Regions from separate parts of the Homo sapiens genome. Here region 2 is linked to region 1. A link is a contact called in ENCODE Hi-C or POLR2A ChIA-PET data. All regions are on one chromosome and are shown on one strand. Each heading gives the region's core, a stretch centred on a gene start or an enhancer-like site at or near the end of the contact. The rest is flanking DNA. Distances are from core to core; before and after follow the strand shown.

Region 1 (2,911 bases), core at 275-2,774:
GAAGGAATGATAGAAACAGAAAATCACCCTCTCAGAACCACCATAGAAATAATAGATTCAGGCAAGGATCATCAAAGAGTGCCAAAATCATTCAGTGGGAAATTGGGGCGTAAAAGAATATTTATACAATCTAAAAGTATAACTCCATGCAATACATATTAATTACAAAGAAGAACTATATCTTTCCAATGCATCTAGCAGTTAGCATTTCTACTAAGTGATCCAACTTAATACGAGCAATAATGGGACAATCAGGCAGCAGATGCCTCCTGGTCTGACACACTGAGAAGGACAGAACACCACTTCTTTAGTGTTCCTGCCAAACTGCAAAACCTGAATCTAATCATGAGGAAACATCACATAAACCCAAGTTAAAGAACATTCAACAAAATACTGGCCTGGACTCCAAAAATGTTAATGTCAATTAAAGACCAAGGAAAAGCTGGGGAACTGCTCTTGATTAAAGGAAACATAAAAGACATAAATAATTATATTTAATATTAAATGCAATCTGTAATCTAGATTGGCTTTTGGATGGTTTACAAAAAAAAAGCTATAAGACATTGCAATGGGTTGAATGTGTCCCCTCCAAAATGTAGGTGTTGCCAATATGACAGTATTAAGAGGTGGGGCCTTTAAAAGGGGATTAGGCCATGAGAGCTCCTCCCTCATGAATGGGATTAAGGCCCTTACAAAAGAGGCTTCATGCAGTATGCATTCCTTGCCATTCCACCTTCTGCCACGTGAGGACACAGCATTCCTTTTCTTGGAGGCTACAGCCTTCACCAGATAACCAAACCTGCTAATGCAAAGGATCTTGGACTTTCTAGCCTCCAAAACTATGAAAAAATAAATTTCTGTTCTTTATAAATTACCCAGTCTAAGGTACTCTGTAATAGCAGCACAAAACAGGCTAACACAGATATTATTGAAGTAATTCGAAAACTGAATAAGAATTCATATTAGATAATAATATTAAATGTAATATTAGATAATAAAATTGTATCGACTTCAAGTTTCCCAAGTGTTATAATTCTGTTGTAGTTAGATTACAAAATTCTCTTGTTTTAAGTGATACGTACTGAAAGTATTTAGGAATAAAATGTTATATTGTCTACAACTATCTCTCAAATGGTTCAACATCATTTCATCCATAAGTACTTAGTATGTATCTCAAAAAGATAAGTATCCCTTTTAAAAATAACAATACATCATGCTATTTTTAAAGCTTCCCAGGTGATTCTCTTGTTCATCTATGAATCAATACTACAGAGATGATAAGCAGAACTAATCTCAGGGGTTAAATGTGAATGTGGTGGTGGCAGTTGAGAACATTGTGTTAAGAACAATTCTGACACATGATTAGGCTCAGCCTAAGATAATGCCATGATTGATTGGCTAGGTCTGCCGTAGTGCCCAGTATGTCCCTGTATATTATCTGAGTCATGTCATAAGCATAAAACACAGAAGACAAGAGAGAGTAAGCTATAGGCCAGAAGTTAGAAAGGAGATCCTAGTATCACTGGTAGAGTCTGATCTGGTGATAGACTGCTGACCTCTCTTCCTCTTCAAATCAGTCAGACCTGTTTTCCTGGTTAAACAGTTTATAAGGAAACAAAAGGCAAGCATGGGAGGGGATAATATGTGTATGTGCACTAAGCCTTGAAGCAGATCTCTTTGATCATCACAGAGTCCACTGAGGTGGTAGGAAACAACTGCAGAGAGGAGCTCTTTAGAGAAATAACCACAATAATAATAATGATAATGATGATAATATGCTCAAAAGAGAAGTGAATCTAATGAAAAACTACTTCATTAGAATGAAATTCTAATAGAGGCATTTATCAACCTAAATAGCAAAGAAAGACTCTCTAAAAATAAATGATATGTATTTGGGAATAAGGCATTGCAGTGGGAAAGCACATGCCATAGTAAACTATGTGTGTATTCAGGGCAGTAAAGGAAGACAAAGGCTTTTAAGAGAAAAATTAAGAAAATTTCATAGTTGGCCGGGCACAGTGGCTCATGCCTGTAATCCCAGAACTTTCAGAGGCCAAGGTAGGCGGATCACCTGAGGTCAGGAGTTTGAGACCAGCCTGGCCAACATGGCAAAACGCTGTCTCTACTAAAAACACAAAAATTAGCCAGGTGTGGTGGAGGGTGCCTGTAATCCCAGCTACTCAGGAGGCTGAGGCAGGAGAATCGCTTGAACCCGGGAGGTGGAGGTTGCAGTGAGCCAAGATCACGCCACTGCACTCCAGTCTGGGTGACAGAGCAAGACTCCGTCCCAAAAAAAAAAAAAATTTCATAGTGGTTTTTGAGATAATTATCCTTGGCTACAAGGATCAGTAACAGTAACAAGAGTGACAGCAGGTGAGCTTGAACAGTGAGTTGCTGGGCAAATGTCCACATAAAAGTATTTTTTGCAAAAGGCTGTGATGGTCTTTGTGCAAGGTTGGGAGTTTTGCAGAGTCTTTTGTGATAGTATGTGTTATCAGGCATTTCATGAGAACTTTTCTCTGCATGGCCTACCCCAGATCCATTTCTCAGGGAGGATTTTAACACAATGGACTCCATTTTGATTCTGAGAACTTTCACACTTCCCTCCTTTTCATCAAGATCTTTCTCCAAAAGCATCACTGATCAATCAACCTATAGTTGGATTTTGATGTCCCTCAGTACCAGGATGGATTTGTCCCAGGTTGCTCATCTACACCCACATTTGGAAGGAATGATTGGTGACTACGAGTCATACTGAAACTCTTCTGGCCACATTTGAGCAACAAAGGGAGTTTGAAGCGAAGCTCTCAGGCTAGCCTACCTGGAGTCCATTATTAAGTTTAATTTTGTCTGTTTCGTAGGGGTTTGCTATCATCCCCAAGTTCTAGGCCAGCATTATTCTGTTCAGAGT
Region 2 (2,911 bases), core at 156-2,655, 680 kb before region 1:
ACAAAACCACTATCACTTCAAACTTAATATCTTCATAAAAACTCCAACACATTATCACTCCCACCTAGTAAAAATAGCATCCCCTTAACTTTTATGATACCTTAATTCTCAAAATGACCTGTGTTTGAAATGATATTTGACTTCTCTAACTTCTTTTGCTTTAGCCTCAACATCCATTGGGCCTGGAAGTTGAAAAAATGGGCATAGCAAGAGGAATGTGTAAATGTGATAGAAATAATTTGGATCATTGCTGTTAAGTATAAATGAGTATTTGTGATCTATCATATTTGCTGAAGTTTGACATTAAGGTGGTACATTCCAGTATTATGTATCACTTTCTAGAAGATCAATGAAGTAGAAATGCAGTGACAAGGGTGTCATCTAGAAAGAATGAAAAGAAATACATCCAAGAACTCAAACAGCTTGCTGGGAGAAATTCCAGGATGTAAGGACACCAAGGGAACTACTGCAGCCCACCTGGAACATATTTGTTGTGTTTGTTCCACATCTTGTGCCTGAGATGGTTACCAATTCATGTATAATATAAACTGTTTTTCTTGAGTAGATGTGAAAGTGAAAAGTCTTGTTGATACTCTTTTCTATGCTACAGCTTATTAGAAAAGATAAGTACTTTTAAAGGGAGTAGAAAAACTAATTCAGAAAGGAAGCCAAGAAGAAAAATTCTAAAGAGGCTAGGGAATCCAAACCATCATTAAGAATATGGCAAATGTGAGGCCGGATACAGTGACTCGTGCCTGTAATCCCAGCACTTTGGGAGGCCGAGGTGGGTGGATCACCTAGGTCAGGAGTTCGAGACTAGCCTGGCTAACATGGCAAAACCCCTCCTCTACTAAAAATACAAAAATTAGCTGGTGTGGTGGCACAACCTGTAATTACAGCTACTCAGGAGGCTGAAGGAGGAGAATTGCTTGAACCTGAGAGGCGGAGGTTGTAGTGCACCTAGATGGCGCCACTGCACTATAGCCTGAGCTACAGAGTGAGACTCTATCTCAAAATAATAATAATAATAATAATAATAATAATAATAATAATAATAATAATATGGCAAATGTAATGAATTTATATACAGAAGAAAGATGACAGATATGTAGAGTACTGAACATAGTTAAGTAATCAATGACTTGTTTTATTCAAAAATGGAAAGTTATGATTTTCTAATCAAGAATGGCGAATCTGGTCTTTTTGAGAGTGACAACAGCATCTCATGCTTTATGTAACAATAATGAGCATCCAGAAAAGCTAGCTGACATTAGGTAATTTCTTGGCTAGGAAGCAGCTGAACACAGGTTTGACAGTTTGCTGAGTGGGGAGCTGTGGTCTTCCTGACACGTGTATCAAGATCTAAAGGGCAGCCAGAAAAGACGTATCAAGCTAACTAAATGCTGACACATGCAGGAATAAATGACAGCACCGGAAGAAACTTGGAATCCCTCGTGACAGTGAAGTTCTGGATAAGAAAGTGAAAGACATGACAGCACAGGTGTTGTTTTCATTTTTTCTTCTAGTTTTATCTCATGACTTTAGAAGTGAAAAAAAAAAAAAAGCTGTGAAAGTAAACACCTGGCCATTAACAACAGTGTTGAAAATAAGACTTGTCTTTCTGGCTGTTAGCTTAGAATAACTGAAAAAATAGGCTCCTGGAGTTTTATGTACATTTTATGAAGAACGCATTTGAAGTAAAGTGAAATTGGGGTGCATTAGTTAAGATTCAGTTTGGCTTAAAAAATTGTTTATTTCTCCATGCAATAAACATCTGGAGGAGTGACAACTCTGCTCCACAAAAACATCTGGAAGTTTCCAAGTCCATTTAGCTCACCGTTCCATAATCTCTTTGTTCTCATAACCCAAGGTAGAATCCAAATTCCAGCAGGAAGGTGGAATAAAGTGATTAAAAGTGAGCATAAAGGGCTTCTGCTGGGTACCTTTTATGGAAGACTTTTGGAAGTTGCCATAGGACACTTCAGTTAAATCGCATCAGCTAAAACTTGGTCACATGGCCACATTAAGCTGCAAAAAAGACTGGGAAATGGAAAGTTTATTTTGTGCAGTCAGCTAAAAATTCTATTGCTATGGAAAAAGGAGAGAATAAAAGTTGGGAACAATTAAAAGTCTTTGCTCAGAAAGTTGGGGAGAAAAATGCGTACATATGATTGAAGGAATGAACATCACAATGAATGACATTATACTGTCATAAGCTTGAAGACTTAAGGGGCAAAGATATGACAAGAAGAGAATAGAAAGCTTATTATGCCTCATAAGAAAAGGGCTAGAATCAAAACGTGTAACTTCAAATGGGTAGAAAAAAAGCACAGATGTAATGATAAATAGTAGATGGAAAAGTTACATGACATTACAGATGAAGACATTTCCCAAATTTGCTAATGACAAATAAGAGAAAGGAGTATCTAATTTTTTGGGTACCATACATTTTAATATACTCATGTATCAGTTATTTGTGATTTATTCCATGCCAAATTATAAACAGAATTAAAGTGGCTGAATTAAAACTCACCATTTCTTAAGCAATTGTATGTGGACCACTCATGTTTCCAAAGGTACTTGGGGGATTAATTTAACTAAAGGCATACTGTAATCTTTTTTCAACTGAATATTTTTTAAAAACATTTTTGTATTTTTTCAATTTAGAAAAGAATGGTTTGAGTGCCTCCACAAACATATCAAATATGAATGCCAGGAATTTAGAAAGATGAGACAGATTTACTCACAGTTTAGTTAACTCATCCTTTTGTCATTTAATGAAGTCATGATGATGTTCACTATTATATAAATAAGTTCATTCATTGTCATATGCTGCTAAATTTATAACCTTAACAAACCATTGGTTAACAAGAGAAAGTATAAAGAACATTGAGTTAAATATAAGTTATTA

The links. Hi-C counts contacts between places; a loop is a spot of excess contacts on that map. ChIA-PET counts read pairs that join two places held with the same protein, here RNA polymerase II (POLR2A). Pooled maps may share reads with other maps.
Region 2: a map of endothelial cell of umbilical vein shows a loop between it and region 1 (5-fold over the local background). The contact joins two enhancer-like sites. A Hi-C loop is called at or near these places in 1 of 168 maps with a recorded cell type or tissue (endothelial cell of umbilical vein), 3 of 37 single-sample maps with no recorded cell type and 13 of 50 pooled maps. POLR2A ChIA-PET finds 5 or more read pairs at or near these places in 3 of 52 experiments (AG04450, activated B cell and endothelial cell of umbilical vein).

The regions. Positions count from the first base shown.
Region 1 is chr15:50,147,812-50,150,722 of GRCh38, forward strand. It overlaps a transcript of ATP8B4 not described here. Among named protein-coding and RNA genes, the nearest start is that of ATP8B4, 30 kb to the left of the region's middle. Within about 2 kb of position 1,525, at least 2 of the 41 ENCODE cell types and tissues checked have a DNase peak (open chromatin) inside an H3K27ac peak, as active enhancers do.
Region 2 is chr15:49,470,471-49,473,381 of GRCh38, forward strand. The region is part of intron 11 of FAM227B (family with sequence similarity 227 member B); the gene reads right to left. The region is part of intron 2 of FGF7 (fibroblast growth factor 7); the gene reads left to right. Among named protein-coding and RNA genes, the nearest start is that of FGF7, 49 kb to the left of the region's middle. RefSeq lists an enhancer at 1,589-1,638. Within about 2 kb of position 1,406, at least 2 of the 41 ENCODE cell types and tissues checked have a DNase peak (open chromatin) inside an H3K27ac peak, as active enhancers do.